Linked DNA regions of Homo sapiens: all the other regions are linked to region 1. The links are chromatin contacts, found by Hi-C or POLR2A ChIA-PET in ENCODE. All regions are on one chromosome and are shown on one strand. Each heading gives the region's core, a stretch centred on a gene start or an enhancer-like site at or near the end of the contact. The rest is flanking DNA. Distances are from core to core; before and after follow the strand shown.

Region 1 (5,690 bases), core at 2,314-4,813:
AATTTAAGATAGGTTGGTCAGGGGAGATTCATTGAAAAGTCCCATCTGAGTGAAAACCTAGAGGAGAGAATTGAAGCAGGCTGGTATCTGGGGGAGTTGTAGGCAGAGGGAATAGGAAATACAAAGGCCCTAAGGTGGGGAAACAGCAAGGAGTCAGGTGTGGGCAGAGCAGAAAGTTGGGGCTGCATGAGCAAAGGGCAGGGCCTGGCCCACATCTCGTAGAGCTTTGTAATATAACCACAACATGCAAGTGTACAATTTAACATTTTATTCCACATCCGATGGCAAAGAAAAATTGACTGCTACCAATATGGTAGTTTCTGACCTGTAGTTCCCTAAATAGAATTCTATAAGTTGTAATACACTTTACTACACATTATCAGAAAAAGACTAAAAGTTCTATTTAGTAACTCCAATTCTGACAGTTCTCATGTCTGGGCTAGAACAAGGGCATGGCAATGGCAGAACAGATGTCTTCTATTTTCTTTGCAGGATTTTCTTTTTTCAGAGGAAAGTACAGGTATGGGCCCACTCAAGTGGAGCTCCAGGTTAGGGGGTTCTGTCCTCACCCAGGCAGCACACAGGAGGGCAGAGGCCCCTCCTAAGGGTACTACAAACTTGGCTCTGATCCATGATTTCAGTTTCTGACAAACACAACATTCAGTGGGGGAAAGAAAATCAGGTATCTGAGAGCTTGCACACAGGCATTCTAGCAAAACCAAAAGCACCTACTGGCTACTTGATGTTAGTGTGAAGATTCTCATGAAATGGAGACAACCATTCTAGGGGTTGAGGTGGCCAGGGGGATGGAGCCTGAGCTGAGAGAACTAAGAAAACAAAAACAATACAACAAAAAGCTGTTCAGCCATGTGTTACCCACACTGGAGTTCTGTTTGCTCATTCTGGTGTGGAACCCAGGGCCCTGGTAAGGGAATGAGGGGACTTCAGGGCATTTGCTTGCCTCAGTGGAAGCAGGGAGGTAAGGGGTTAAGGTGGTGGTACAGCCTGCAGGGCCAGGAGTCTGAACTCCCTCCAGGAGGGGCCCGAGGGGTGTCTTTAGTGTGAGCCACACAAGGGTACAGAGCCCAGAAGAGCTCTGCTTAATATTCATATACTAAGCTTCCACAGACTAAATACACACACACACACACACACACACACACACTCACACACACTTTACTTCTCAAATCATGTACCACTTTCTACCAGATTCAAGAACACCAAGAAGTACTAAAGGGTATCCAACCGTCAAGAAAAAGTTTGACTCCCTCATTAGTTGTAACATACAAGTCTTCCCATTTCCTTACTTGTAAGATAGAGTAATGGACTGGGAAGCAGACAAGGCCCCTGAACAGCCTAGCATCTTACCTGATGCATAGGAGGTTCTTAATCATCTCCCTTCCTCTCCCTCATCCTAACGAAAAATACTAGATTGCTGTCAAATGCTATGGGTATACTTTAAATCAGTGCTTGTCAAACTTTAATGTGCAGCCCAATCAGCTGGGGGAATCCTGTTAAAATGCAGGTTCTGATTCAGTGGAGCTGGGGTGAGGGATAGGAATTATGCGTTCCTTACAGGCTTCCAGGTGATGCTACACTGCTGATTGGGGATCATTCTTTGAGTGGCAAGAATTTGACACTACTAAGTTTCATTACTTAACACAACCATCACATAAAAGCCCTCAAAAGGCACCAGTCTAAACAATAAGCCCTTCCACTTCAGCCTCATGCAGGCACTGACCCTGCCAAGTGTCCAGCACTAGAGAGGCCAGGCATAATAGACATATCCTTTGGTCTTGGGAGGATCACGACACCCTCCTACAGGAAGATCTTGCAATTGTTTCCTCACCTCTTCTGGTTTTTTGATCTTACCTTTTGCCTCTGATGATAATTACCCTTTAATTACCACCCACCACCTTGTCATCTAAATAATTATAGTAAGTGCAGCCTGCACCTCTGCCAGAAGATCTTTAAACAAAATGATAAAAACAAGTTCCTAAACTGCCAATTAAAAAAAGAGACAAAACTGACCCAAATAAAACAGTCATGTGCATCCCACCCACAGTGGAAGACATGGACTTGTTTTTCATATAAACTACAGAAGAAGTTGATTTATTTTGAAACAAGAAAAAGTACTGATTCAGTATTTAGGAAATTGTAAATGTCAGAATATAAATTCTGCAGTCAGGTAGGCAAAACAATCCAACCACACTAAAATCCACCTTAAATTCCTCTTGGGAAGAGCTGCAGGGTCTCTGAACTATTTTTCCTTTATTTGGAGTTTCCCCGATTATACCGGAGGGAGCTGGATAACTTCTGGGTGCATTAAAAGCAAATTATCCATTTGTGGGAGAAGGGCGGGCTTCTCACTGAAAGCAATTAGTAGTTTTCTAATTTCCCAGGTGGGTCTCCATTAACCGCCTAACAAACACCAAGGCTGTCGGAGTCCGACGAATCATGCACCTCTCTTAGGGGGAACTGGTTGCGCTACTCTTTAGAACGCTGTTTTCCCATGGTAGCCTTAAAAAAAACTTACCAATTTTCTGAATTAGGTAACACATTGAATGGGAAAAACCTAAGATAGCACAAAAAGGCGTACAGCGAAAAATTAAGACTCCTTCCTCCCGTCATCCGCCACCTCACTGTCCTCCCTAGAGGCAATCGCTGGTTCACTTCTTTAAACTTTTTATTATGGAAAATTTCAGATACACAAGTAAAGAGACTGTATGATGAGCACATATGCTCGCATCACGCAGCTTCAACGATGAAAAACGTTCTGCCAGCTTGTTTTATTCCTCTCCCCCAGTTTTCATAGGCGTATTTTACAGTCCTGACACCAGATCACTCTGTCAACACATCAGTAGGTCTTAAAAAAAAAAAAACAAAAAACCATAACCACATTACCGTTACCACACCCAACAAAGTTAATGATAATTGCTCAATACCATCCAATATTCTCGGGGCCACTTTCAATCGGTGAGGGGCAGACGGACTTAGAGGAAGGACTGCAGGGCTGGAGGGGCGCGAAAAAGCGAGGGGCGACGCTGCTCGTGGCCTCGGGTGTCCGGCGCCTCGCGGTCCCCGCCATCGTCACCTACGCCGGGCCAGGACCGACCAGGCCAGGTCGAGGGCGGCTCTTGACCACGCGCCCCCTGCCTCCCAGCTCCCGGGCGGCGGCCTCCGCAGGCCCGGCACAGCTGCACAGCCCGCGGTCCCCAGGCACCGGCGGGTCCCTGGAGGGGAAGCGATTGATACAGCTGCCTGCACTGCGCCACCCGCCCGGCTGCCCATCTCCGTGGCACCTGCGTCTCCCGGCTGGGCCGGGAGCTAGAAGTGGCTGCCGAGACCGGGAGGGCCCGGCCAGTCGCCCGCTCCCGCTCCCGCGCCTGGTCCTCGGCCCGCGACCTCGCGGACCTGGACTACAACTCCCGTCGGGCTCCGCGGCCGGGCCAATGGCGGGCGCCGGAGCATGCGGGGCGCAGCGCCTGCGCGGCGGTTTGAGTAAGCGGCTGCGCGATTGGCTGCGGGGTCGGGCGGCCGCGCGGGGACTGTGGGAAGCGGAGTGACGGAGCGAGCGGCTGTTGGAGGAAGGAGGTGGGGGCCGGGAGCGCAAATGGCGTTGAGATGGTTCAGGGCCCTGTTCAAACTCCAGCACTGACCATTCACCGGCGGAAGCGGCGGCGCAGGAGGCGGCGGCGGCCCAGCGGGGGCACACAGCAGGCTCTGTTACCAGCTCCAGCAGTGGCGGCCAGCGAGAGCTAGGCCTGGGCCCGGCCGGCGGCGCTCGAGGCGGGGAGGGAAGTTGCGGGGCCGCCGCTCCTGCCCCCCCAACCGGGCTTCCTATTTACCGAAAGCAGAGTCCCTCGCCTCTCTCGGCTCTCACCTGCCGGCCCTGCTCTCCCGCGCGAGGGTTCCGCGCCCGCCCGCGGGCCGTAGGGAGCGGGAGAGGCGGAGGCGGCCCGTGGCCAAAGCACCCGCCAGGCTCCGAGGGTAAGTGAGGTGTCGGGCGGCCGCCTAGGCCGGGAGGGAGCCGGGAGGGTGGGGGAGGCAGAGGCTGGGAGCGGGCGGTGGAAGTCTCACTGCCTCGCCCACCGGGCCGCTGAGGAAGTTGGGCAGGGGAATGACCTGAGGAACTCTTTTTTTCCCCTTTTATTTTCCTTTTTCGGAGTTCTTTTTCGGGCGACTGCTGATTGACTTAGCTCCCCAAACCCAGTCAAGTGTGTTGATTTCAGCCCCGAGTCCTTTCCCGTGGTTTCATCCGCCTCTGGCCGCCACTGGGGCCTTGCACTGCCTTAAGGATTCGGTGGCAGAGGCTTCCGGGGCGTCGAAAGTGACCTCCCTTTCCTGGGCGGCGCGGGTTGGGAGGAGAAAAGTTGCATTGAGTGTCTAGTCCGAGGGGTCCATCGCGCCCACTGCCCGTGGCGCCCCGGCTGTCCCCAGGTGAGGATTTCTGGTTAGTCAGGTTCGTCCCGTCCGCTTTCCATCTTTAATGGAAGCCCTTAAAGCCTTTGGGGATCGGGAAGACGCTAGATTAGGGTGGGAGTGAAGTATAAAGGCTTTTTGCTTTTTTTTTTTTTTTTTTTTTTTTAAATCACAGCGCACTTCTCTCAAAATTCGACCTGATTTTGGGCTAGGGCAAAAGCCGAACGACCGAAAAGACTTAGTCGTCAATCATTCTTTCCTTTTTAGTTAGGACAGTCTTTGGAGTTTAAAGGTTGAGCAAGATTGTGTACTTGAAACACTTAAAATTTAACTTCAAGGACGTCTGCACACTTATTTTGGAATCTGTAGTGCTTTACGCTTAGATAATGCCATTGCAAAGACATTTTATTGTGGGAAACGATAAAGGCAATCAGGAGGAGATATTATATAATGAACTTCTCTGTACCCATCGCTTGGATTTAGCAGTGACTATTAAACAAATTTATTTCATCTATACACTTCTCATTCCTTAATGTTGGAAAATCGCTGACGTTATTTCATCAGTATTTCACTATGTATTTGTAAAAGACGTGGTCTTTTGGCACAAAATTATTATTATCATTATTATTATTATTTTGAGACGGAGTTTCGCCCTTGTTGCCCAGGCTGGAGTGCAGTGGCGCGATCTCAGCTCACCGCAACCTCCGCCTCCCAGGTTCAATTGATTCTCCTGCCCCAGCCTCCGGAGTAGCTGGGATTACAGGCATGCGCCACCACGCCCGGCTAATTTTCTATTTTTAGTAGAAACGTGGTTTCTCCATGTTGGTCAGGCTGGTCTCGAACTCCTGGCCTCAGGTGATCTGCCCGTCTTGGCTTCCCAGAGTGCTGGAATTACAGGCGTGACCTGCCGCCCCCAGCCAGCACAAAATTATTTTTTATCACATAAAATAATTAAGTCCTTAGTGTCAGGTATTCATCTGAAGACTTCAAACTTTCAACAGTGAATGCTTTGTGGTTATAGAACCATTTTAACAGTTTTTCTGATGTTGGCATAAAGGAACTCAAGTCTAGATTTTTGGTTTGGCCTTTGGTTAGTATTTTTAGATGATTAGCACATAAGTGAATCCAAAACATTCCATCTTTGTTGGTGTGTATGTGTACGTACACTTACAGACCTGCAGGATCTCAGCTTTACATTCTTGAAGGAACAGAGAATCGATTTTTATTTTGTTGTCCGTGGTAGTTGCCCAGTATCCTGTTTTGTTTAG
Region 2 (5,573 bases), core at 545-3,044, 6.4 Mb after region 1:
TAAGTGAGATAAGGTTGTGACATTTTAATAGCAACTGCTTAATCACATAAATTTTTCGTAATCTTAACTTTCAGCCTCTGTATTGTAACTTCTGTCAGCTAAGACTTTTCTGAGAATAACTCAACAGTTTCAAAATGTATTGTCCCATTCAAATCTTTGTCAAGAGCAGTACTACCTCTCTCACGATGTTGTTTCACATCTGAAAGTTAAATAATGCACAAATATCACTGCATCCTCCCAAACCAAAGGGAAAGGGGAGCATCTGCCAGCTCCACAAGATCCCAATTTGAAGTCCCCAAAGCTTTCCTCCAACTATATTCTAACTAGTCACAGACACTAAATCGTAGAACAGAAATGCACCTTTGAAAATTTTCAGTTCAACACCTCCATTGTACATATGGGGAAATCAGGACATAGGTTGTCAGATTTGACACCAACAAACAACACTGTGGACAAGACAAATCTCCAATCTCCAGGATCTATTGGTATACCCAAATAGCTTCGCCTTCCTTCAAAATTTTACCACCTTATCACTTGACGTTAGGAGTTCGAGGCCAGCCTCACCAATACCCATGTCTACTAAAAACACAAAAAAATAGCTGGGCATAGTGTAATCCCAGCTACAGGTAAAGACATGAGAATCGCTTGAACCTGGGAAGCAGAGGTTGCAGTGAGCCGAGATCGCCCCACTGCACTCCAGCCTGGGTGACAGAGCGAGACTCCGTCTCAAAAAAACACAAAACTACCACCTTAGCCCCCAACCTACTTTTCCACGCATCTTTCTCGTTATCCTTTAAACAGATTATTTCTCAGCCAAACAAACGTCGCTCTTTTTCTAGGTACAGCTTTCTTCTTGCTTCCACACCTATGTCAGAACAGTTATAGCCTCTTTATCCTCCCTTACCACTTAAATCCTACCCATCCTTTAGATTTATCCCCGTTTTCCAAACAATTCCTATTGGCTCAAACATTCTGCTTCGGAAGCCCTATTCTGACTTGGCAGGCCTATGGCAGTCTGTTAACTTGACTTTCCGCTTCGTGAGAGGCTTAGGCTCGGATAACCCGTTAGTAACCATGCAGAGGTGAGGACCCAAAGACAGGAACACTAGAAAGCAGAAACTATCCTAAGAGCCCACCGAATTTCCGCTTACATGAGTAACCGAGACAACCGTCAGATGCGCGTGCGCACAGGCCCCGTTCCCAGAGCTCCCCTCGCCCTACGAGGGCCCGGCGGGCCAAAACAGAGGCCCGCCCCGCCCCACCCCACGCCTCACCGCGAAGTAGCCCAGCCCCAGGACTGTGACCAGAGAGGGCAAGGGTCTTGCTGGACGGAAATAGGCGGTAGCCGCATTGCTGGCCTCCGACTTCACCATCCTCTTGAAAAACCCAGACACAGAGTTGGCTGGGAGCTCCCCAGCCGTCCCCGCCCCCATATAAGAAAAGCCTGGCTAGCCGGTTTCTCAGGGCCCTGGGCGCCCGCCCAAGACCCTGGCGGACCAGTATGCTTGCTCTCATTGCGGAGTCTGGTCCCCTCCCCTCCGCTCCTAGCGCGCGGGAGTCGGGATTGTGCTTGCACGACTTCCCCCGGCCCGCGGCCTGTGAGCCCAGGTCCTGGGGTGAACCGAGCGCTCGCTCGTTCGTCAGACCGTAGCGCTCCAGCGGCTGTCCTTACTGTGTAGTAGCCAAAGCTGAGGGTGATGACTGTGAACCAGAACAGACTGCCTCGCTGAAAGTAGGTCGCGCCGGCTGCCGTAGCCATGGCTGCAACACCTCCCCGGGAGCGCGCTTCAGGACACCGTCGAGCGCGAGCGCGGAGGCAGGGCCGGGGCCGGCCCGCGCTCCCTCGCCATCCCCGCAGGGAGAAGATGGTGCTGGTTGGGAAGTCCCTGAGAGCGAGTCTCCCTGTCTGGCCCCAGTACAGGGGCCTTGGAATCACACCTGGGCTCAGGTCTGGAGGGCTGGTCATCATCTTGTAGGGGAGACACTCCTGTCACTTTTCTGGGTTTAAGATAAAGATGTTCGGGCTGGCGCGGTGGCGTGTCCCTGTAATCTCAGCACGTTGGGAGGCTGAGGTAGAAAGATCCCTTGAGCCCAGGAGTTTGAGACCAGCCCGGGTAACATAGCTAGACTCTGTCTCGAATGAATGAATGAATGAATGAGGTGTTGGAATAAATTCCAGCAATTTGGGAGGCCGAGTCGGGCAGATCACTTGAGGTCAGGAGTTTGAGACCAGCGTGGTCAACATGGTGAAACCCCGTCTGTACTAAAAATACAAAAAATTTGCTGGGCGCGGTGGTGCCTGCCTGTAGTCCCAGCAACTCCAGAGGCTGAGACAAGACTCTCTTGAACCTGAGAGGTGCAGGTTGCAGTGGGCCCAGATCACGCCACTGCACTCCAGCCTGGGCAACACAGCAAGACCCTGTCTCAAAAAAAAAAAAAAAAGATGGTGTTTTACTAAGAGTCTAATTTTTGAAGTTCTCTGTGCTGTGCACCTTGAGAAATAATGCTGTCCTCATTAGTTAAGATGTTTGGAACTATACAGCACCATGGTTATGAGCAGGGACTGTGAAACAGGCTGCCTGGATTTAAGTCCTGGCTCTGTCTCGGCTATTTGTGTAAGCTTAGATTAATTACTTAGCCCGGCTGTGTCTTAGTTTCTGTATCTGTAACATGAGGATATGCCAGTTTTGGGAACCTCAGGGTTTTTAGGGTGGGTTAAATGAGTTGATATCTGTAAAGAAAGCACAGCAGTGTCTGGCCCATAGTGCTTTGTAAGTGTGGGTGATTATCAATACTGCTGAGCCTTTAGCATGTGTGCCAGGCCCTGTGCGAACTGTTGTATCATCAATGAGCTGTGGGAGGTATATGCAGCTGAAGTGTCTGATTAAACACTATTTAATCATAGAAATAGAAAATCATAGAAATAGAAAAACTATTTCACCTGGGCCTTAAAAATGGGTTACTGGCCAAGCGCAGTGGCTCAAGCCTATAATCCTGGCACTTTTGGAGGCCGAGGTGGGTGGATCGCTCAGGAGTTCGAGACCACCCTGGAGAACATGGTGAAACCCTGTCTCTACTAAAATACAAAAAATTAGCTGGGGGTGGTGGCGCGTGTCTATAGTCCCAACTACTTGGGAGGCTGAGGCACGAGAATTGCTTGAGCACCGGAGGCGGAGGTTGCAGTGAGCCGAGATCCAATCACTGCACTTCAGCTTGGGCTATAGAGTGAGACTCCGTCAAAAAAAAAAAAAAAAAGTTACTATACTGTAGCTGGTATTTATTGAACACCTACTATGTTCAAGGCATTGTTCTAAGTACTATACAATAATTAACTAATTTAATTCTTAAAACAATCCTAGGCAGTAAACTATTGTCCTTATTTCAAAGAAGAAGAAACAGCACAGGGTCCTGTCATGCCCAAGTGGGTGAGGAATACTGGAAAACAATTGGCAGCTGAGTGTTCCAGTTCCAGAGAGGGCACTCTGGAACCAACCAAGGTTCTCTTTCCTCATTTTTTACGTGAGTATCTTGGGATATAAAGTCTTAAAGAATGAATTTCAGAATATGTGAGGAAATCCATTTCCCAGGTAGACCACAGTGCTCTTGAATATCAAGATTAACAGTAACAATTGTAACAATTGGTGTTTTCTTAGTCCTTATCATCCTTGATCACACCACCCTCTTTATTCTTCTCCTCCTTCTGAATAACTCCTTGTTTTCTCAGCTTTCCTTTTCTTTCTTCTCTCCTAGAATAAGTTTTGCTTATTATCTTCTTTGTGTTTTCAGTACCTATCAGATTCAATTTTCACCTTCAGCTGACTAAAATAATCTCTTCAGCCCTCACCTCTTCCCAGTTGGTCACCTTTACCAAAGATTACTCACACCTCAAAGACAAGAAGTCCATTATCATTATCCACAGAGTCCATCCTCACCAAGGCTACCCTGTCTGTGGTTTTTTTTTTTTTTTTTTTTTTTTTTGAGATGGAGTTTTGCTCTTGTTGCCCAGGCTGGAGTGCAGTGTTGCGATCTCGGCTCACTGCAACCTCTGCCTCCCCACTTCAAGTGATTCCCCTGTCTCAGCCTCCTGAGTAGCTTGGATTACAGGTGTGCACCACCACGCTTGGCTAATTGTGGAGACGGGGTTTCACCATGTTGGCCAGGCTGGTCTCGAACTCCTGACCTCAGGTGATCTGCCTGCCTCGGCCTCCCAAAGTGTTGGGATTACAAGTATGAGCCACCTCGCCCGGCCTACTCTATGTGAACAGCACTTTCTTTCTACCTTGTACCCAGATTCCTTGCTTTGACTTCCCCCATATCATATAAAGATTGCAGACTAATCAGCTGTCAAGAGTTCTACTGATTGGGTAATACAATATCTAATCCTTCTAGATTAAATCATGGCTTCATCTCCACTGTCTCATGAGTCAGTCACTCCTTCCTACTTCCTGCCACTTCAGCCCACATGCAGTCCCTTTATTGAATCTGTCTGACAAATAACAGGATCATCTTTTTCAAGTACAGTTCTGATCAAGCCTTTACCATACCAAAACTTTTTTTTTTTTTTGAGACAGAGTCTCACTCTATTGCTCAGATTGTAGTGCAATGGCGCAATCTCAGCTCACTGCAACCTTGGCCTTCTGGGTTCAAGTGATTCTCCTGCCACACTCTCTCTAGTAGCTGGGACTACAGTCACATGCCACCACACCCAGCTAATTTTTTGTATTTTTAGTAGAGATGGGGTTTCGCCATGTTGACCAGGCTGGTCTCAAACTCCTGACCTCAGGTGATCCACCTGCCTTGGCTTCCCCAAGTGCTGAGATTACAGGTGTGAGCCACCATACCCAGCCTACCTTACCAAAAGTTTCAAGAACTTCCCCAATTTTAGGCTGCCGTTTTTCAGTATTTCTATTTAGGTATTAAATCTGCAACGAGGGAGATATTGGAGAAATTATTCATGCTACAAGAAATGTTGGAGAGGCAAAATGGCTTCAGTCAACAGACTACAGGGAGCTAGGTTTTAGTTTCATGTCTTCTACAACCCTGCTTGGAGCCCAGCCTGTTACTTAGTGTCCTATGTCTTCCAACTCCACACTATTTTTTTTTTTTTTAATAGAGACGGTGCTTCACTATGTTGCCCAGGCAGATCTCAAACTCCCAGCCTTAAGTAATCCTTCCACCTCAGCCTCCCAAAGTGCTGGGATTATAGTTAGAGGCTGTACCTGGCCACCAACAGCTCAACACTAAACATCTTACTGTTAGCCCCTCACGCACAGATAAGGAATCCAGAAGACAGTACCAGAAGATCTTTGTTCAGATGTGAGTAGTTTATGTAAATTCATGAAGAACTTACAGTCAACTGGATGTTCAGAAGGCATTCCTTTCTTCATTACAGTCACCCTTCACACACGGCAGGGGTGACTGAATTCTCTAAGGTCCAGGCACCCTACACTGCTGTCCCATCTGAATTGGCAGAGAAATATCTCATCCCTGGACATTTTTATCCCCCTGTCTAGATGGATTAGTGACCTAAATATGAAAAATAATGAAGAAAGTCTGGGAGAATAGTTTTACAA
Region 3 (5,825 bases), core at 1,417-3,916, 6.3 Mb before region 1:
TTTCCTAGTTTCTTAGGCTAGGAGCTGAAGCCATTCTTTTCTAGTAGAGGTGTTTGGTGCCATAAACTTCTAACTATTTCTTTAGCTGCATTCACAAATGATATGCTGTGTTTTCATTTTACTCAGTTTAAAATACTTTCTAATTTCTCTTTTGATTTATTTTTTGTGTGTTAGTCAATGACCAAATATTTGGGAATTTTCCAGATAGTTTTTGTTTTTTTGTTTTTTTTAACTACTGATTTCTAATATACTTCTGTTGTGGTCAAAGAACCATGTTATATGTCAGGGCCTGCGGAAAGTTTATCACGTGCTTCTCAGGAAAAGATCAGGCTGAAAAATCCCGCCGCTGAGAAAAAACAATATAAATAAAATGATAAGTCTACAGGCCAGCTAAAAGATAATTAGGAAATAACAACAAAAATTAATCTTAATACTAAAATATTTATGAATAAATTGATGTCTTGGATTTCCTTCAAAATAATCCAAGATGATAGGGAGTAGATAAGGGAAGAGATCAAACAAGACTGGCCAGGGAATGAATTGAAGCTAGATGACAGTTCATGGTGGTTCATTACACTATTTTACTTTTTTAAACATTTAAAATTTTTCCATAATAAATGGTTTTTAAAAATGCAATATTAACACTTCACTTCGTGAAACCTGAAAAAAAAGGGAAAAAATAGTAGTAGCTTAAACAATGTTCAAGAGAAAAGACTGCTAGCAGTACCCTCTATATGTGTGCAAAAAGCGTCTGCTTATAAATGAGACACAAATATACATATATATGGGATAAGTATGAGTCACCAGGGATTGCTAAAGAAAAGAGAGTGGGTTCAAACAAAATGAGCCAGTTGAAACAACTGCCCAGCAAAAAAGAACAGAATAACACTATGAATACACATATTCTGTTCCTGAGTGTCCCAAAAATCTCTCAATATATTTCAAATTTTTCTTCTAAGTTAATTTCATCTTTTTTCAAGGACACTACCTAGCACATTTTCCTAAGATGAAGCACCTCCTTCATAACCAGTACTATTTTCACAAATAAACTACTCTAGTAACTTTATCACACACTGCACTCTCAGTTTCAAGATGCAGTGATGAAAACAAAGCTTCCTTTTAATCTTACTTCTTTCATTACCAAGTATACAGTTTATTAAAAGAAATAATAATGTTGGAAAATTAAGGAAATGCACTAATTATGCATTATCATATCATAGCAGAAACCTTATGTGACAAAAATTTATAACATGCCTACCACATGCTTGGTGTTAGGGATACAGTAGTGAACAAATAGGCAAGGTCCCTAATGTTCTGAGTTTCCTGGGCATCTGAATACTCTCCCCTCCCCATTCTACAAATAAGGAAACCGAGATCCAGAGAGGTTAAATAATTTTTTTCCATGACTGCACATTTCATCAGAGGCAGAATTAGGGCAAAACAAGAACCCAGGCCTCCTGACTCTTAAGGGCAAGGTGTATTTACATAACTTGAACTGGCTTCAATTTACACTATATTCACAGGTCCACAAACTGTACAGCGCTCTATTCTAGGAAGTGTATTCTGAAGAATACTAATGATAAAGCATAATCAGTCTCAAGTTCCCTAAGTGAATAATAACTTCATTTATCATTATTATCACTCCAAAAGATGAAACCTTATATGTAAAAGGAACTTATTCTTGAAGACAGTGCCTAACCTAACCCATGGCTCATTACGTTGCCTGGCTAATAATATTCTATTGGAACAGCAGGTACTCAGTTTGGCATGGAATATGCATTACCTAGTACTATTCTTAAAATGAATGGGGAGGAACTCGATTTAAACGGAAAAATTAATGCAATTTTAATGAAATGTTTGTAAATAAGTAAAAGCTGTTCTGCCTCCAAAGCAGCTTAGATCCCGCGAGCGCAGGGTCACCCTAGCGTGTTCCCAAGCAGCAAGCAGCTGCTCTCCTCCAGCCCACGCTCTCTTCTCCAGCCCACGCTCTCTTCTCGCCCACTGCGGCCGCGCGGGGGAGTAGGGGGAAAGCGGGCCGGCGTCTCCCGCTCAATTTCAATTCTCCCACGCCCGCGGCAGCCCGGCGCGCCAGGCTTTCCACCCGCGCGCGACCTGGCACCTCCGTCACGCCGGGTGCCTGCTGTCGACCCTAGCCTGGCATGCCCGCGGCCGAGCAGCCCTCAGCCCCACCACGAGCGAGACGGGGGCAGGCCCCAGAAGTGTCCTCGGGCCCGGGGGCCGCAGCCAGGAGGAGAACGCGGGGCCGCAGCGCGGGGCCCGGGGTTAGAGACCCTGCAGCAGCCACACCCACCGGCTGCGGGGTGACAGCTACAGCGGTGGAGGCAGGCCGCGCCGACAGGTGCAGCCGCCTTCTCGGTCCCGCCCGGGTACCGGCTAGAGTTCCGCCACCCGCGAGCGCCCCCGCCCGCCCCCGCGCGCACCACCTGTCGGGGAGCTTCGCGCGCGGCCGGCGGCGGACGCCCCGCCCGGCTCGTGAGGAGCGGCCGGCGTGGGGCGGGGGGCCGAAGTCCCGGTGGGATGAGATCTTTACCGGAGGGTGGGCCCCACACAGGCGGTGTCGGTGCTCTCGATCTCCTGCAAGATCCGCTCGTGCTCGGGGACGGTGCCCAGACTCTCGCTGTTCTCCGCCATTTTGGCTGGAAGCTGAGGAGCCAGCGAGGCGCGGCGCCGCGGGAACGACGGGGGCGAGCTCCAAGTGGCGCGAGCGCGAAGGGGCGGGGCGGGGGCGGGGCGCTCGGGCCGGCGGCGCGGGGGCGCGCGGAACGCCGGGCAGAAGGCGCGCGACCCGGTTCCCGCCCCCGCACCTGCAGGAGTGAGCGGGGGCTGTGAGCTGGGGCTACGGGCGGCGGCCGGGTACCCAGCTGGCCTCCTGCCCTCTCTCGCGACTAGTCCCTCCTGGGCGTCTTGTGCCTGGCCTTTGGGCTTTAACATATCTCCTTGTCTTCTGTGTGTGCCACACCCTGTGCCACACGCGGGGGTACCGTAGTAATCAGCAAGGTGGACACTCAGATCATCACCCTGAATCTGTAATAAGAGCCACGGGGACATTTAACAAGGGCCTGATGTACTCTGGGTCGTGGGGAGTCAGAGAAAGGAAAACATGCACTCACGAAAAGCAAAATTGCATGTGATAGTAAGATTTATTTTAGGAACGAATAAAGATCCCAGTTGACCATGAAGACCGCTCCAGGTGGATTCATGTCCCCGCCTGCAAGAAGTCCACAGCGGCCAGTCAACTTGGAAATAAATTATAAGCGACATAAAAAATTAAATGATGAGAAGTTAAGACACTTGATGGCAGAGATACCAAAAAAAAAAAAAAAAAAAAAGGCCCAGGGCGATGTGTAATTCATACCAAAGTCCGTGAACTCAGGTGCCCCCAGGTCAGAGTAGCTGGGTTGAGAAGGGGTGAGAGCTCTTGAAAGGGGGTTAGCAGCAGGGAGGTGGGAGAGAGAGGCAGGGAGGCTTGGACAAAGGTATCAGTGTAGAAAAAAGTCGTGCTTAATGACATGTTTGTGGGACACTGAGTAAACCAGTTTGTCATGATCAAAGCAGGGAGGAAGGAAGACTAAACAGGAACAGAATGGAAACCTAGCCTGAGGAACAACTACTTTCTGCTCTACATTAATCCAGGGCTTTGAAAAGCTTCCCTTTGAGTCAACCAAGCTCTTTATCCAGCTGTGTAACTCACTCACCCTTAGTGAGCTTTTACTTGAAACCTACCTCCAGCCTCCTCCCCACAAACATCCTGGGAGGTGGTATTGTGCAATAGTTAGAGCATGAGCTCTGAAGACCAGTGTCCGAAGACATTAATTCTTGGATTAATATCACTTGACAGCTGTGTGACATTGGGCAAGAACCTAGTTCTTTTATATGTCAGTTAAATGACTGTAAATGACAATGGCAGTGTCTGCCTCATATTGCTGTCCCATGGTGTATGAGTTTTCCATTGTTGCTTTAACAAATCACCACAAATTGAGTAGCTTAAAATGACTCAGACATATTATCTTACAGTTCTGTACGTTAGAAGTCTGTCACAGGTCTCACTGGGCTAAAAATCAAGGTGTCAGCATGTCTGTGTTCCTTGCTAGAGACTCTGCGGGAGAATTTGTTTCTTTGCCTTTTCCAGCTTCTAGAGGCCACCCACATACCTTGGCTTGTGGCCCCCTTCCTCCATCTTCAAAGCTAGCAGCATTACATCTCTCTGACCATTCTTCTGTGGTCACATCTTCCTCTGACTCTGACTTAGGCTGGAAAAGATGCTCAGTTTTTAAGGACCCATATGATTAGAGTGGACCCAACCATTTAATCCAGGATAATCTTCCATCTCAGGGTCCTTAACCTTAATCACATATGCAATACCCCCTTTGTCATGTAAAAATAACATATGCACAGGTTCCAGGGATTAGAATGTGAGCATCAGTGGGACCCACTGCCTACCAAACTTAGGAAGGGCCCTATAAAACATTGCTAATGCCCTCCTTCCTATTAATCTGGAATCTTCAGAGCAATGGATTCCAGCTATACACATCCATTGAGCTAAGACAGTCTTCCATTTCCTGCAGAGAGACCTAGCTTTTCATTCTTTTTGTGGGAGGGGATAAAATTTGTCTTCTTTTTTTTATGTTTCAGTTTCAATTTTCAAAAGGTTATTTTCCCCTCTCAAGAACTTCTTAGGTCGAGCACAGTGGCTCACACCTATAATCCCAGAGCTTTGGGAGGCTGAGGCAGGAGGATTGCTTGAGCCCAGGAGTTCGAGGCTGCGGTGAACTATGATAATGAGCAAAATGAGGAGAGCAGGGCATGTGGCACAGGCCAGTTTCCTATTTGACCAATGTCTCCAGCTGGGGAATTACTTTCCTGATCATTCCTTCCCTAGAACTCTACCCCTTTTCTTCACCAGTCCTGATACCTTTTATTCCAAAGCTGGCTCCAAGTGCCCCTGCTCTGGGAAACCAGCCCTGCTTAGGCACTCCTCAGGCCAGCCCTGTTTCAACACCTGCCCATAGAGATTACTTCAACATAAGCAGCAGTATCTTCCCCGAAATTCAAGTGAACATGGAAGGAAGTCCATTTACCACTTCTCCTTCTGAAACAGTTTTTGCTGGTTCCCTCTGAGACTTCTGACAGTTCCGTGAGTACCTGGAGGTTTTAGCTAAGAATTCAAAGCTAAATGTCCTAAATAACTAATTGCACATTTGTTTTGTTTGTTTGGTTGGTTTTTTCGAGACAGAGTTTCGCTTTTGTTACCCAGGCTGGGTAACAATGGCGTGATCTTGGCTCACTGCAACCTCCGCCTCCTGGGTTCAAGTGATTCTCCTGCCTCAGCCTCCGGAGTAGCTGGGATTACAGGCACGTGCCACCACGCCCAGCTAATTTTGTATTTTTAGTAGAGACTGGGTTTCTCCATGTTGGTCAGGCTGGTCTCAAACTCCCGACCTCAGGTGATCTGCCCGCCTCGGCCTCCTAAAGTGTTGGGATTACAGGCGTGAGCCACCGTCCCCGGCCCTAACTGTACATTTTAATCATGGACATAGATATATCAAATATGTCAATGTGGGGTGGGGGAAGCCTATCCAAGGGATAAATGATTTTTTTTTTTTTTTTTTTTTGAGATGGAGTCTCTCTCTGTTGCCCAGGCTGGAGTGCAGTGGTGCGATCTTGGCTCACTGCAACCTCTGCCTCCCGCTTTCAAGCGATTCTCCTGCCTCAGTCTCCTGAGTAGCTGGGATTACAGGTACATGTCACCACATCCAGCTAATTTTTGTATTTATAGTAGAGATGGGCTTTCACCATGTTGGCCA
Region 4 (5,794 bases), core at 622-3,121, 7.0 Mb before region 1:
AAGGTTATGGCGTCTCTCAGTCACCTGCTGCCACAGGAAGTTCTTTCCTATGTGTTTCTGTTGATAACACACTGTTGACTTGATATCGTGGGTCGTAGGACAGAAAACTACTACCAAGTCATTGAGACACAAAATGATGGAAATATAGATCTGCAGAACGTGAAAGAACCCCCAAACATCTGCTTCCTAACCTTTGCACAGAAACTCTGGCAGTGAATGAATGACTACTAGTTTCTAGCCTCTGGCCCAGACGGTTTGGATCTCCCCCACCACCTAGTCCCACCAACCTCCTTTCCCTGTATTTTCTTTTTTCTGTTTCTGTTTCTTTCTTTTTTTTTTTGGCGGGGGCGGGGCGTTAGGGGCGGCAGAGTCTCGCTCTGTCGCCCAGGCTGGAGTGCAGTGGCACTATCTCAGATCACTGCAACCTCCGCCTCCCGGGTTCAAGGGATTCTCCTGCCTCAGCCTCCTGAGTAGCTGGGACTACAGGTGCGCGTCACCACGCCTGGCTAATTTTTTTTTATCTATTAGTAGAGATGAGGTTTCACCATATTGGTCAGGCTAGTCTCGAACTCCTGACCTCAAGTGATCTGCCCGCCTCGGCCTCCCAAAGTGCTGGGATTACAGGCGTGAACCACCGCGCCCGGCCACCTTTCCCTGTATTTCCTATTCCAGTCATCCACAGGGTTCCCCCAGTTCAAACCTTCCTCAGCATGCCTTCCCTCTGTGAACTCTTAACAAACGATATAGCTGCCCCACCCCCACCCCTACACAATCTAGTACCCAATTACACTTCCTGCTAACCTTTTATTTTTTCAATTGTTCAACTATTTTTTCAAGGACTGCACTTTGATTTTTGTTGTTGTTGTTGTTACCCACAGAGCCTAACAGCAAGCCCTCAGATATGATTGGTTGATTGGGGCCGGGCGCGGTGGCTCACGCCTGTAATCCCAGCACTCTGGAAGGCCGAGGCAGGTGGATCATCTGAGGTCAGGAGTTCGAGACCAGCCTGCCCAACATGGCGAAACCCTGTCTCTACTAAAAATACAAAAATTAACCGGGCGTGGTGGCGCACGCCTGTAGTCCCAGCTATTCAGGAGGCTGAGGAAGGAGAATCGCTTGAACCCAGGAGGCAGAGGTTGCAGTGAGCCAAGATCGTGCCATTGCACTCCAGCCTTGGTGACAGAGCGAGACTCCATCTCAAAAAAAAAGAAAAAAGAAAAGAAATGATTGGTTGATTAGCTGAAGTGACCTAAGTCATGCTGGACAGGTGACCAAACAAGCGCTTCCATCCAGTAAATGGTACAAGGCCTCAATTACAAGCCGCATCTTCTACAAGGCGACGCCAATCTTTAAAAATTCCCACATAAAATCTCACTTGAGGAGACAGACAGGAAAAGAGAAACTGCAAAAAAAGGCACAAGTTTTCTCACTTCTAAAATAAAGATGTTTGAGGAACACACAACGAAAGTGCCTGCCAATCGGAAAAAGCCGTCCTAACAAAAGACCTTGGGCAAGTCACTTGGCCTCTCTGCGCCTATCTGTAAGGAGATGATACCCACCGCCAAGTCCAAAGAAGCGATCGAAGAGACAACGGTCTTGAGGCGCCCAGCCGGGTGCCAGGCACGAAGTGAGCGCCAGGGAAAAGGACTGTTATCAGAGCGGGCAGAGATTGAATCCCGCGGACGCGATCTGCCCACTGACCTGCCCTCCCTGGCGGTCCGGACCGGCCCGGCCCCGGGGCTGCGGGTCCTGGCCGCCCCTCGCCACCCTCCGCGGTCGCCTCCCTTGGGCCAGCTAGCAGCTGAAGCGAAGCGCGGCGCTCGCGTCGGCCGAGTCACACCATCAGGTGTGGATGCCGCTTCCGGGAGTTTGAATCCCGCGGCTGCAGGGCGGGGCACGTCACTGCCGGCAGGGCGCGGCCCGCAAGAAGGAGGAGCAGCGCGCGCGCGGCGGGGACGCGGCTCCCCGATTGGCTGCCGCCTTTGAAGGGCGGAGAGTAAACCTGAGGGCGGGCCGAGAAGTGGCTGGGGCCGCGGGGCGGGACAGAGGGCGGGAACACTTCCTCCCGGGCCCGCCAGCTAATTCTGGGATCGGGGGTTCTCTGCGGGCTTAGACCTAAACAAGCTTGGTGTCTCGCAGTCAGGGGCTGGTTTTGTGTTTATACGCTTTTAGGAGAAAGCAAATTACTATTTTTAATGGGATAAAACCAGTGACGATGGACCGAGACGAACTAGTTCTGCGCTCTTGAGCATAGATTCTCCCTGTGTGAAGTGCGGCCCCTCCTGCCCTGGGACAACGGGATTTCACAAAGGAGCACAGCCCCCTTGTCATCCCCTCGGGTCTCACTCTGTCGCCCAGGCTGGAGTGGAGTGGTGCAATCATAGCTCACTGCAACCTCAGTCTCCCGGGTTCAAGCGATCGTCTTGCCTCAGCCTGCCGAGTAGCTGAGACTACAGGCGCACGCCACCACGCCCGGCTAATTTTTTATTAAAAAATTTTATACAGACAGCGGAGTGGGGGGGGGGGGGGGTGGTCTCACTTTGTTTCCCACTCTGATCACGAACTCCTGCCTTCAAGTGATCCTTCCACCTCGGCCTCCTAAAGTGCTGGGATTACTGCCAAAAATCAGCAGCACAGCAGGGAGTGTTAACGGGAGAGATGAGAGGCACGCCCAGGTTGAACGCTGAGATTATGAATGCTAGCGGACCGGCTTTCAGACCAGACTGCTACCCTCCAGCCTGATATCTATCTATTGATCGATTCTAGCTCTTGATTAGCCGCTTTGAGAACGTTACTGCTGAGAGAAGAAGCACATGAAATGTTTAGCAGGGCCTCCCTTTCTCTCCTAGACCCAGCATAAACTCGCTGGAGATTTAAAACAGTAGATACACAGTAGCAAAACATCCTAGGTACACAATATTGTACAAAGGTTATAAACTCTAGATTAGGACTTTCTAGATTTAATTCCTTACTGCCCTGACTAGATGTGTCTCCTTGGATAAATTTATTTAACCTATTTGAGCCTCGGTTTCCCGATGTGTAAAATGATGCAAATAATAATATTTACTTCACAGCTCGGTTATAAGGATTAAATGAGGAAATCCGGCCAGGTGGAATGGCTAATTCCTGTAATCCCACCACTACGTGAGGACGGGGAGCGAGGATTGCTTGAGGTCAGGAGTTGGAGACCAGCCTGGGCAACACAGAGAGATCCACTCTCACCCCACCCAATCCCTGTCTCTAATTTTAAAACTTTAAAATTTTTTTACATGAAAGAAATTCATGTAAAGTGCTTAACATTTAGTAAATGTTCAATTGATGTTAGCCATTGTTAAACAAAAGGCAACACTCAAATGTTACTGAATAGAATGGATGAGAAAACCATGTGGGGAATTTTAAAGAATCAGAGAAACAAAACCAAAACAGAATGCAAGATAACGTTTGGTACCTGCTTCCAAGGAGCTCCCATTTCTGAAGGGAAGGTAAACTAAAGTATCAAGTGGGATTAGGGTGGGAAAAATCAGGGCAAAAGATAAATCATCGTGTGAACATTATTCATTGCCCAGAGTTGAGGGGCAAAATTAATTTCCACAGAGATTTACAAAGATTCTTAAAGAGATATAGAGAAAAACATTTCCCTGTTCACCTTCAAGCCAAATGGGGAGCAAAAAATGGGGGAGAGGGAGGAGGGACCCTGGAGAGAGGTGGCACCTGGCGGACTGGCACCTGGGTAGCCAGCACCCAGGCCTGCTGTGCCAGACACTCCAATTCCACACCTGCCCTCCAGGACCTTCTTTTCTGGCTAAAGGTCGCCCTGTGAGTGGGGACCTTGAGGAAGAGGAGCAAACAAGAGGCTCATTGGCCTGGGGGGCTTGTTAAATTCCCTAATTGCCATTGCTAGCCCTGAAAATTAATGTTTGCTCTTTACAGATAGGAGCTGCCAGTCATGAGGTTGTGAAGAGCTGGTAGTTTCCACAAGATCTCACAAGTACTTTGATGTTGATAGTTCACTCAGGGATAGTCTAGGATGAAGATTGGGAAACTCATCTTTATTCATGTAAAGAGAAATGTAACAGCCAAGCAGACTAGATATTTATCTAAGCAGGTGAGCTCATTTTCTTCCCAGTAGGAACCTGTTCTTGGGAAACCAAAACAGGATCAAAAGGCTGCTGAATGGGTTTAAAGATATTAAATGGAAATAGGGAGGCTGTTGTAGGTTAGAGCACCTATCACCTTTGAAGGTTACATCTTCCAAGGCAATGCTAATGAACACACAGGGCCTCACCAGCGTGTAGATCTGCACTGTCCAATACAACTTTCTGCAGTGATGGAAAGGTCCCTCCTGATCTATCCAATATGGTAGCACTAGCCATAGATGGCTACTGAGTGCTTGAAATGTGGCCACCGTTATTGAGAAACTGAATTTTTAACTTTATTTAATCTTAATTTAAAAACTAAAAGTTTATTTATTGAAAAACTTTTGATTTTCTTATTTTTTTCTTTTTTTTATTATTATTATTTTATTGGAAAACTTTTAAGTATGTTTGGAACAACCTGGGTACAAAAACCTGTTTTTTCAATTGTAAATTTTATGAAATCTACATATAGATCAAGTATTTCTGAGGAAGATTTTATGTCCAAATTGAGGTGTGTGAATATACACAGCAGATTTCAAAAACTTAGTATGAAAAAAGAATGTAAAATATTGCACTAATACTTGTTTATATTATTACATGTTAAAATGATAGTATTTTTGATATATTGGGTAAAATGAAACATATTAAAACGGATCTCACCTAATGTGTTTTACTTTTTTTGATGTGACTAGAAAATTCAAAATGATAAATGTGGCTCATACTATATTTCTATTGCACAGCACTGGAATGCACACAATAAATGTTCTCTAAATTCAGAACAAGAAGAAATGAATGAACTCTTGTCTCCTTTCAATCTGATTTCTCCTTAGCAGGGATTTTTTCTTTTAAATAATGCAAATGCAATCTTGTCACCTATTTCCCAATGCAAACACAAAGCATTTGATTGATTTACCATTGTTCTTAAAATAAGGAAAAAAAATTCTCCATCTGTCCTCTGGGGCCTAGTGGAGACCAAAGTCCCAAACCAGCCATGCTTGACACCTTTCATTCCTTGACCAGGCAGACTCCTTCCTGCCTTCGGGGCTTTTCCACAGGCCCTGTCTGGAATTCTCCACTGTTATCTCCTTTCCTACTTCCCCGGAAAATCTTAGTTCTCACTGCTGCAGGGATGTCCTCGCTTTAGCTTGTACTTCTCCAACCACTCACCACACTTATAATTGCACATTTATTTGAGAGTGATTCTTTGGTTGGTATCTTTTCCCCTCACTAGGCTGCAAAATCCTTGAAGGTAGGGGCCACATCTGATTTTGCCAGCCACCATATCCTGAGCACCTAGAAGAACCACAGTGATTGAGCGAATTAGATCAAGGATGAATTGATCAGAGTCTCGTCTGATCTAAACTATTACGGAGAAACAGACAAATGCTTTACTCTCTTTCCTTTCTGTTATCGATATTCCTTAATTACCTAAAAGGATGCACCTTACTTAAAATAATGCACCAGAAGCATGCTTTTAGAGCTCAGCACCTTTTCAGGGTAGACCCCCTGCTCTTTCCTAAAGTTTATCTTCAGCCAGGAAGGGCTGCATTTTAAATCGGCAAATAGGGAGATCCCCTCAGCACTTAGCTGTGATCACTGCAGCTCTATCAGCAAGCAACATATCTGAAAATCATTTCAGGGGCAGGCGGCTAATCTCA

Evidence for each region. A loop is a pair of places that touch in the nucleus more often than their neighbours do. ChIA-PET counts read pairs that join two places held with the same protein, here RNA polymerase II (POLR2A). Pooled maps may share reads with other maps.
Region 2: a map of B cell shows a loop between it and region 1 (29-fold over the local background). The contact joins the promoter of TMEM254 here to the promoter of WAPL in region 1. A Hi-C loop is called at or near these places in 1 of 168 maps with a recorded cell type or tissue (B cell) and 5 of 50 pooled maps. POLR2A ChIA-PET finds 5 or more read pairs at or near these places in 1 of 52 experiments (A549).
Region 3: a loop to region 1 is called in a pooled map, with 9 times the contacts of the local background. The contact joins the promoter of EXOC6 here to the promoter of WAPL in region 1. A Hi-C loop is called at or near these places in 5 of 50 pooled maps.
Region 4: a loop to region 1 is called in a map of B cell, with 28 times the contacts of the local background. The contact joins the promoter of CEP55 here to the promoter of WAPL in region 1. A Hi-C loop is called at or near these places in 2 of 168 maps with a recorded cell type or tissue (B cell and naive thymus-derived CD4-positive, alpha-beta T cell) and 6 of 50 pooled maps.

Annotation. Positions count from the first base shown.
Region 1 is chr10:86,519,665-86,525,354 of GRCh38, reverse strand. It overlaps WAPL (WAPL cohesin release factor), which reads left to right and starts at 3,563. Exons shown (of 19, transcript NM_015045.5): 1 at 3,563-3,990. It overlaps WAPL-DT (WAPL divergent transcript), which reads right to left and starts at 3,408. Exons shown (of 2, transcript NR_186498.1): 1 at 2,946-3,408; 2 at 254-2,846. RefSeq lists silencers at 2,950-3,509, 3,650-4,069.
Region 2 is chr10:80,074,886-80,080,458 of GRCh38, reverse strand. TMEM254 (transmembrane protein 254) reads right to left here and starts at 1,794. Exons shown (of 4, transcript NM_025125.4): 1 at 1,673-1,794. The coding sequence starts at 1,759. TMEM254-AS1 (TMEM254 antisense RNA 1) reads left to right here and starts at 1,266. Exons shown (of 4, transcript NR_027432.1): 1 at 1,266-1,732.
Region 3 is chr10:92,845,361-92,851,185 of GRCh38, reverse strand. EXOC6 (exocyst complex component 6) reads right to left here and starts at 2,666. Exons shown (of 22, transcript NM_019053.6): 1 at 2,552-2,666. The coding sequence starts at 2,652. RefSeq lists silencers at 2,220-2,559, 2,700-2,849.
Region 4 is chr10:93,492,689-93,498,482 of GRCh38, reverse strand. CEP55 (centrosomal protein 55) reads right to left here and starts at 1,871. Exons shown (of 9, transcript NM_018131.5): 1 at 1,560-1,871. RefSeq lists a silencer at 1,543-2,052.